2 separate regions of the Homo sapiens genome follow, and region 2 is linked to region 1. Evidence: read pairs that join two places in POLR2A ChIA-PET (ENCODE). Cell type or tissue: OCI-LY7. All regions are shown on one strand. Links, peaks and the distances in the headings refer to the core of each region. The heading gives the core; the rest is flanking DNA.

The links. ChIA-PET counts read pairs that join two places held together with the same protein. Peaks named below come from ENCODE experiments on the same cell type or tissue, not always from the same donor. Only the 100,000 strongest peaks of a DNase experiment are listed, where the experiment ranks them.
Region 2: POLR2A ChIA-PET joins it to region 1 with 5 read pairs; 6 of 35 experiments call an interaction of 5 or more read pairs at or near these places.

The regions. Positions count from the first base shown.
Region 1 is chr18:23,385,392-23,389,779 of GRCh38, forward strand. All of the region lies in intron 4 of SLC35D4 (solute carrier family 35 member D4), which reads right to left. Among named protein-coding and RNA genes, the nearest start is that of SLC35D4, 50 kb to the right of the region's middle. In OCI-LY7, for the core only: no CTCF peak of the experiment used is centred there; no DNase peak of the experiment used is centred there; H3K27ac peaks cover 270 bases.
Region 2 is chr18:23,236,061-23,240,448 of GRCh38, forward strand. It overlaps CABLES1 (Cdk5 and Abl enzyme substrate 1), which reads left to right. Exons shown (of 10, transcript NM_001100619.3): 7 at 1,082-1,185. It also overlaps a transcript of SLC35D4 not described here. Among named protein-coding and RNA genes, the nearest start is that of CABLES1, 100 kb to the left of the region's middle. RefSeq lists enhancers at 1,513-1,702, 1,713-1,832. In OCI-LY7, for the core only: CTCF peaks have their summits at 1,754 and 1,960; DNase peaks (open chromatin) are centred at 1,911 and 3,461; H3K4me3 peaks cover 2,519 bases; H3K27ac peaks cover 3,028 bases.

The DNA.
Region 1 (4,388 bases), core at 96-4,095:
GTGCACCCCGCCCGGCACACGCAGAGCAAGCTTTCTTAGAGGAAGTGAAGTCCAAGAGGACTTGGACTACAAAGTGAAGTGAAGGAATGAGAACTGAACGATGAACTGGCATGGGCCAAACAAAAAGCAGGGAGGTGGCAAAGTGGCCCAGGCAGAGGGGCACACCAAGATCCAGAGGAGAGAGCGGATCCATCTTCTCCGGGGAATGGGAAGAAGTGGGGCATGGGTGGAACATAATGAGGAAGGGGGACGTGAGGGACAGGAAGGTAGAGAGGTATTCACAGGCCACACTGGGAAACAGGATGGTTCTGAGGGACCCAGGAACCAGTGAAGAGTTTTAAAGCTGACCATAACACGATCTGCATGTTTAGAGGAACTTGGGCTGCAGGGTGGAAGACAGGAGGCAGAGAGGGCTGCAAAAGTCTAGGGGCGCCATAGGATGAAAAATGGCCCCCTAAGGCCGGGCGTGGTGGCTCACACCTGTAATCCCAGCACTTTGGGAGGCCGAGAAGAGTGAATCACGAGGTCAGGAGATCGAGCCCATCCTGGCTAACATGGTGAAATCCCGTCTCTACTAAAAATACAAAAAAAATTAGCCGAGCATGGTGGCAGTTGCCTGTAGTCCCAGCTACTTGGGAGGCTGAGGCAGGAGAATGGCATGAACCCAGGAGGCAGAACTTGCAGTGAGCTGAGATCGCACTCCAGCCTGGGTGACAGAGCGAGACTCTGTCTCAAAAAAAAAAAAAAAAAAAAAAAGAAAGAAAAATGGTCCCCTAAAAGACATCCACATTCCAATCCCTGGAACCTGTAAATGTTGTCTGCTATGGCAACAAAGGATCTTTGCAAATGTGAGTAAATTGAAGATCTTGAGACAGGAGATTATCCTGGATTATTGGGTGGGCCCTAAATGCAGTCACACATATCCTTATAAGAGGAGGCAGGTTGACATGCACAGAGAAGGGGCAATGTGACCACAGAGGCAGAGACTGGAGTGATGCAGCCACAAGCTGGGCAATGCCGTGGCCACCAGAAGCTGAAAGAGGCCAGGAACAGATTATCCCCTAGAGGCTCAGGACCGGGCCCAGCCCTGCCCACACCTTGATTTCAAACTTCTGGCCTCCAGAACTATGAAGGATACATTTCTGTTGTTTTAAGTCACCCAAGTATGTGGTAATTTATTACAGTAGCCACAGGAAATGAACACAAGGAAGGACAGGATGGTGACCTGAACTTGGTACTGGCAGCGAAGATGGAGGAAAGGGGCCACATCAAAGAAATATTTAGGAGACTGAACTGAAGTAAATATTTGAATAACTGGATAAACTCTCACCAAAAAAAAAAAAAAAAAAAGGAGAAAATATAAAAAATGTAACAGTGCATTATTAGGATATACTGGTACCTACTGCACATTTCCCATTGCTGGGACATTTGTTAAGAGTGGCATACTCTCCTAATGGATAGGTAGCCTTGACAAGGTGAGGGGGGAGAATGAGGAGGAGAGGAATTCTGTTGCCTTGTTTTTCATTTTTGTTTTTTGAGACAGAGTCTCGCTCTGCCGCCTGGGCTGGAGCGCAGTGGTGCCATCTCGGCTCACTGCAACCTCCACCTCCTGGGTTCAAGCAATTCTCCTGCCTTAGCCTCCCAAGTAGCTGGGACTATAGGCACCTGCAACCACGCCCGGTTAATTTTTGTATTTTTTTAGTAGAATCGGGGTTTCACCATGTTGGCCAGGCTGGTCTCGAACTCCTGGCCTCAAGTGATCCACCTGCCTTGGCCTCCAAAGTGCTGGGATTACAGGTGTGAGCCACTGCCCCTGGCCTGTTGTCTTTATTGTTGATAATGATAATGATGCTTCCTGGAAGGCAGAAAATGAAAATAAGAGCATAGGTTTTGTCATCACTCTGGGCTCCAGCTCCACCACCTGCTAGTGGGGCAAGGTCTGCATCCAAACTTTTGTTTCCTCCCCTGTAAAGCAGGGATAACAATACCCCATAGCCTGGAGCTGCCAAGAGGAACGACCCAAATACTATAGGTTAAGGACCTTGATGAGTGGCTCAGCAGCACTGCACAAAGGGTGTCAATAACATTAACTGGTAGCCCCGCCCTCAGCAGCCTCTGCAGAGGACCAACCTGGGTAAACTGCTCCAGTTTAGAGGACCTGCTTCAAAATTATGCCGCTTGCCTACTTTCAGATGAATTTATTCTTTATCTTTACGGAGGACATATTTTTACCTTGTTTTTAAAACTTCTATAGCTTTATATAGCTGTGCCATTTTAGTAATCTGTTCTAACTCGCACTGTTTCATTTCTGAGTTCTTGCCTTACATTTTTCTTACCTTTTTAAAAAAACATTTTCTATTTTTATCTTTCATTAAAAGTTCAACTCAAATTGTTTTTTTCTTTTAAAATAGAACTATTTTAGCTTCTATTTTTTCATTTATCTTTGTGTTTCTTTTTATTCCTCTTAAATTTTTAGATTTTAACTTATTTTTCATGTTTGTTAAGATTATTAAAGAGATTACATATTTTAAAGTTGGCTTTCTCCATTAGGCCCATGTTTGGCAAACTTGGGCCCTGGCCTTCCAATTCTTGGCTTGAAAGGACAGCAAAAAAAATCTTGGACAGGTTAATCACATGACACATGGAAGCTAATATTAAAGTGGGGGCTGGATCTTACTGAATTAAGACCTTATGTAAATGTTTTTTGCCTCCTTGGCTATAAAATCAGTAATGAGGTCAGATAATTCTAGACCCAACTTTAGACTTCGACAAGGCTTAATTTTCTCAATTTTAGGACCTGCAGGCTGTTTTCTCAATCTTCCTAGGCCCTTACTCTGATCAGATTCTGGAAAAGGATCTATTTATACATGTAGAATTAATTTTAAAGTACACTAACAATAGCCACCAACAATGTGTTAAACATAGTGCTAAGTATTTTATGTGTATTCTCTTATTTAAACCTCCTCCCAGCACCTCTCTTACCAGATGCTATTACCCTGATTTTATAAACAATGAAAATGGGGCTGAGAAAGACTGGCCACTTGCTCGAGTATTCACAGCTGGTTCAGTGGCAAAGCCATGACCCCAATCCAGGCCTGTCTAACAGCAAAGCCCACACCTTCTAGCCTTGGAGTTGTGACGCACAAATTATGTCAAGCCACAGTGAAAACTTCCGGGACCTCCAATTGTCCAAAGTTCAATATGACTGGTGTGTTCCAAATCCTGGCCATTTGCTTCTCCAGTAATAAACCTGCTGATATGGTTTGGCTCTGTGTCCCCACCCAAATCTTATGTCGAATTGTAATTCCCAATTTTGGGAGAAAGAACAGGTGGGAGATGATTAAATCATGGGGGTGGATGTCCCCCTTGCTGTTCTTATGATAGTGGTTCTCATAAGATCTGGTTGTTTAAAAGTGTGCGGCCCTTCTCCCTTCATTCTCTCCTGCTCCGCCATGGTAAGAGGTGCTTGCTTCCCCTTCACCTTCCACCATGATTGTAAGTTTCTTGAGGCCTTCCAGCCATGCTTCCTGTACAGCCTGCAGAACTGTGAGTCAATTAAACATCTTTTCTTCATAAATTACCCAGTCAAGTAGTTCTTTTTTTTTTTTTTTTTTTTGAGTTGGAGTCTTGCTCTGTCACCCAGGCCAGAGTGCAGTGGCGCCATCTTGGCTCACTGCAACCTCCACCTCCCGGGTTCAAGTGATTCTCCTGCCTCAACCTCCTGAGTAGCTGGGACTACAGGCCCTGCCATGAAGCCCAGCTGATTTTTGTATTTTTAGTAGAGACGAGGTTTCACCATGTTGGCCAGGTTGGTCTCGAACTCCTGACCTCAAGTGATCTGCCAGCCTTAGCCTCCCAAAGTGCTGGGATTACAGGCACAGGCCACCGTGCCTGGCCTGTCAGGTAGTTCTTTATAGCAGTGTGAGAATGGACTAATACAGCTGGTAAGAACTAAAATGGATGAACTCAGAGTAAACCTATGCCTTTTTTAAAAAGGCTTTCTTCTACTCCTGCTTAATAAATTTTAAATCTGATTTTCTCAAGCCATTTTTTCTACTGAGAAGCTAACAGGCTTTAAAGACCCTTACTCTACAATTGACCAGTTGCACTCTATCAGCCTGTGTAGGGCTCTATTAAAAACAATATTAAGACAGTTTGCACCTTTTTTTTTTGAGACGGAGTCTCACTCTATTGCCCAGGCTGGAGTGCAGTGGCACGATCTTGGCAACCTCTGCCTCCCAGGTTCAAGCAACTCTCCTGCCCCACTCTGCCGAGTAGGTGGGATTACAGGCATACACCACCACGCCCAGCTAATTTTTGTATTTTTAGTAGAGATGAGGTTTTGCCATGTTGATCAGGCTGGTCTCCAACTCCTGACCTCAGGTAAT
Region 2 (4,388 bases), core at 75-4,074, 150 kb before region 1:
GCCTGGCTGGGTCTGGTAGCTCGTGGTGGGAGGGAGGTGCCTCCATTTACATGGGGATTGAGTCTCCCTGTGATGCAGACTGGAAGACAGGGGCTCGCAGGTGACATGACTTTTAGGAAAGCCTGATCTCAAGCCATGCAGGCCCGCAATGAAGCCGCAGGTGATTTCTCTCTAATCAGATGACCCAGTCGTTGACAGCCTGAGCTTCCACGTGGAGAGACGCCAAGGCCGTGCACACCATGTAGAGATGGCTGTGTCTCCCAGCTTCCCTGACCACTCAGCTCCCCCCAACAATGACCTGGTTCTGTCCTATATTTTCATGGTGCTCAATTCGGACTTTAAAAAAAAAAATCTGGGCTCTGAAGTGCAGGTTCAGGTGTGAGAGTTTCCTTTGTGCCTATCTTGGTGGGTGAGCTGAGTTGGCGGCTGAAGGAAGACTTGCATGCTTCCAGCTTTGCTGATCAAACCTTTGTAAGAACTGGCACGTGGAGAAAACACTTTAGGAAGCAGTGCCGTGTCTACTCTCAGGGAAATTCCAGGTGGATGTGAAGTTCCCTAGGTCTGCCCAAGTGCTGAGTTCTGAATCCCTGTCCTAGTGTTCCGGCCACCTCTGATCGTTCGCAGCTGTGCCTTGGTGGCCGCTCTGATTTGTATTCATACGGACACAATAGCATGCCTGGAAGTATTCGCACCAAATCGTGCTGCACAGGCGTCTCCAAATTTGATCTGCAAGTTTGAAAAAGGAACCTCTTCGGGGCCACACTCTGAGAGTGTCTTCTGCATCTTGCACGCTGTGTGAAGTTTTTTGCTCTCCTGGCCCAGGGAGATTAAGACATAATTTTCTAAAATGGAAAAAAATGTCAGGATGTTAACAATTTGGTGAACCCTTTTAAGAGGAGAATCCACTTCACTGGCACACGGAGATGTCTAATAAAAGTCAGTGAGTGCCGTGACGTTGAGCTAAGTGCCCTAAAGCCAGCCTTTCTTCATTCCAGCTATACTTGGCATTCTCCTGGCTGTCTCTGCTGGGGAGGGTCCGGAGCCGCTAATTATCATTTTGCATTTTGCATGTGATCTTCAGGTAGTGACCTGGGAGACTTTATGGACTATGACCCAAATCTCTTGGATGACCCCCAGTGGCCTTGTGGCAAACACAAACGCGTTCTGATCTTCCCTTCCTACATGGTGAGTAGCGTGGAATGGAGGCTCCGTTTGCTGCACCGTCAGTTGCCCCACCTGGGTTGGTGGCCGGCTGGGGGCTTGTTCAAAGACTGCTCTGCCTGGGGGACCTTCATGAGGAGCTCCCCGGTGTGGGTGCCCACGGAAGGACCAGTATTGCCTCCTGTCCAGAATCCTGCTGGCCACCTGGCCTGCAAACACCACTTTCAAGGCTGGGCTGCCAGTGTCCACAAAGTCACCAGCTCAGGTTGGGGGACCCTCTCCTCTGAAGGGGGATGTCCGAGCTTATACCTCCACAAACCCCCGTGGAGAGGACCAGGCCCATCCCTGGTAGCGCTGAGTTCAAGTCCAGCTCCGTTTGGAGTTCCTTGGTGGCTGCAGGCCTTCGTGTGCATGCTGAGCAAACATTTGGCCCCAGGCTGGGGATGACAGAATTCTCTCCTGGGAAAGTGAAAGTAGGACACTGTGGGTGTTACATGCAAAACCTTTCTCTGCTGTTTTTATTTCATGGACTCTTCCTGTTTTTCCCTGTGTGTAATTTTGGTTTCTGCTCTCGGCTGACCACTGTTTCCCACCACCAAGGGCTGCCATCTCCTCTGCAGACACCAGAGGGGCCTGGCGGGGCCCTGGGCGCTTTCTCTGGGCCGACTTGCCCTGACTCTTGCGGCAAGCAGAGCCCCGCCTGCTGTGGGAGGAGGGGGAGCTGCACTTTCAGAACAGTCGATTGGCCAGGCCTGCCATGCACAGCATCAGGTGGGAGACATCCACCCAGAATGCCCCCACCACCTCCCTGCGTTTTGCATGTCCTGGCCCATGAGCCGGGCCTGGCGGGGCCGGCACAGCCGAGCGCTTCCTCCTCTGGTTCCCTCCCTCCTGTGCTCCCAGCCTGAGCTGTTCTCTGGAGCCCCAGCCTTAGGAGTGAACCAGGGGGTCTTTTTTCTCCCCTCGGCTTTTGTGTCTGCAGTAGCCAGAGTGGAAACCAATCCCCCGTACTCAAAGGAAACCCAGATCTTCATTCAGAACTGAGGGTTCTCCGCTGTTTGTCAGAGAAACACCAGGCAGAACTTGGGGCCTTGCCAGTTACTTTCAGCACTTATCCTCTTGTTCTTTGGCACATAGTTCAGTGGTCATTTTCGTATGCCACACGGCGTCAGAATGCATTTAGTCATTGGAGAATTTATTCAAGTCAAAGGCATTTAGTTTGAAATTGCCGCTTCTCCTCACTCTCCCTCACTCATGCCCCAACTTCTAACACAGAAAGCAAAATCAGAGTCATGTATAATTACTTTTCTTCCACTCTATGATCTGTTTATTTAAAAAACCAGGGCATATTCATCTTTGGCAGAGGCAAGCACGTAATAAGTGTTCAATAAATGACCAGAATGATTGCCCTGATGTCAAGGAGGGAGCAACTGGTGTAAGAATAAGGATGCTTTATGTGGTTCACTGCCTTACTTATTAAAATTCACTTTATTTATTAAGCAACATGGCCAGGAAACTGGCTCAGGGAGTCCAAGTGAGGCTTTCCTAGTTGATAGACAGGAAATGGGGGATCCAGGCTAGAGCTCCTGGCTCGAGGCTGTTTTCACGTTGCCCAGCTGTCTCTGAATTCCACATTCCTCAGCAGTCAGCCCCACAACTGCCGACCTCGGGGTTGGACATGAAGATCATTCTTTGGGCCAACAGTGTAGCAGATTTCTAGGTAACCAAGAGAATAGGAAGGTACACTATTTCGATGTTGGCGGGAGCTGTCCTAACAGACACGTGCCTGGTGATAATGCCGACCTCTCCTTTTATAGGCCTAGTGTTGGGCTGGTGCTAGATCTGATCTTTTTTATCTGATCTTTTTTTTCTTTAAATGATTTCATTGTGAGCCTTGAGGTTCCAGGCCGCAGTATGTGTGTATGTGCGTGTGCACGTATACACATACAACTTTTCCTCCTTAGACTGTGCTAGAAGACTTGCCAAGTCAGCATGTATGTCCTGCCCTCCTCATTTGATGTTCCCAAGTGGATCATTTTTAATTTCACTGCATTGGCTCTGCAGTCAGTGCTTCTGGGAATAGTCCATGCTATAGAGAATGGAATTGCGCATGGACTGCATTTTCCTGGTCGGCTCCTGGAGACCTATGTTTCCTATTCTGGCCACAGATGTTGGCACTTTGATAAAATGTGGGAAATCCACGTTTCAGAATTCTCGTCTAAGTTCTTGACAGTGTGTTGTGTATTACAAAGGGCCTCAACCCCCCAGCTCCCTGGAGACTTCTTTCCTAGAAGCCGACATGGGTTACAGGCCGTTTCTCATGCATTTGCATTGAACTTGTAGGAAACAGAGTGGGGCAGTTGGGGGTGGGGGCGCTGGGGTGTTTGCTTTATTTTTGTGTGTTGGGGAACAGGTATAGAATTCGCCTGTTGAACCAAGTATTGATTGAGGCCTTATTATGAGCCAAGCTTCCTTACCCAGTAGAGAACTAACCAGCCACAACCCCTCTTCTCCTCCACCTTGGAGTGAGTGGGGATGTCAGAGAGTAAACAGTAAACAAGGAGACAGAGCACCATAATCGTGAGGAAGGAACCATCTTAGAAAAGCAGCAGGAGACCAGGCATGGTGGCTCACGCCTGTAATCCCAGAACTTTGGGAGGCCAAGGCAGGTGGATCACCTGAGGTCAGGAGTTTGGGACCAGCCTGGCCAACGTGGTAAAACCCCATCTCTACTAAAAATAAAAAAATTAGCCAGGTGTGGTGTTGCGCGCCTGTAGTCCCAGCTACTGGAGAGGCTGAGGTGGGAGAATTGCTTGAACCCAGGAGGCAGAGGCTGCAGTGAGCTGAGATTGTGCCACTGCACTCCAGCCTGGACAATAAAGCAAGACCCTGTCTCAACAAAACAAAACAAAAACAGCGGCAGGAAATGATGGAAGGGTTGGACGTGGGCCCCAGGGGGTAGGCCTCAAGGAAGACTTCCCCGAGGAATGGCACTGAAGCAAGCACTGAGGGCTGAGAGTGGTTGGCCCCACCAGGTTTTGGTAGGGAGAGCCCAGTGGAAAGACCCCAAAGTAGGAAGGGGGTTGGTTTTGCATAAAATAGATTTTTCTAACTGTAGAAGTCGTTGCCCTTCCCCCTACACACACACAGGCAGGAGGCAGAGCCCACAAATGATGATGCCGACAAACCCTCCCTCCCCACTGACTCGGCCCCAGGCACAGGGAGCT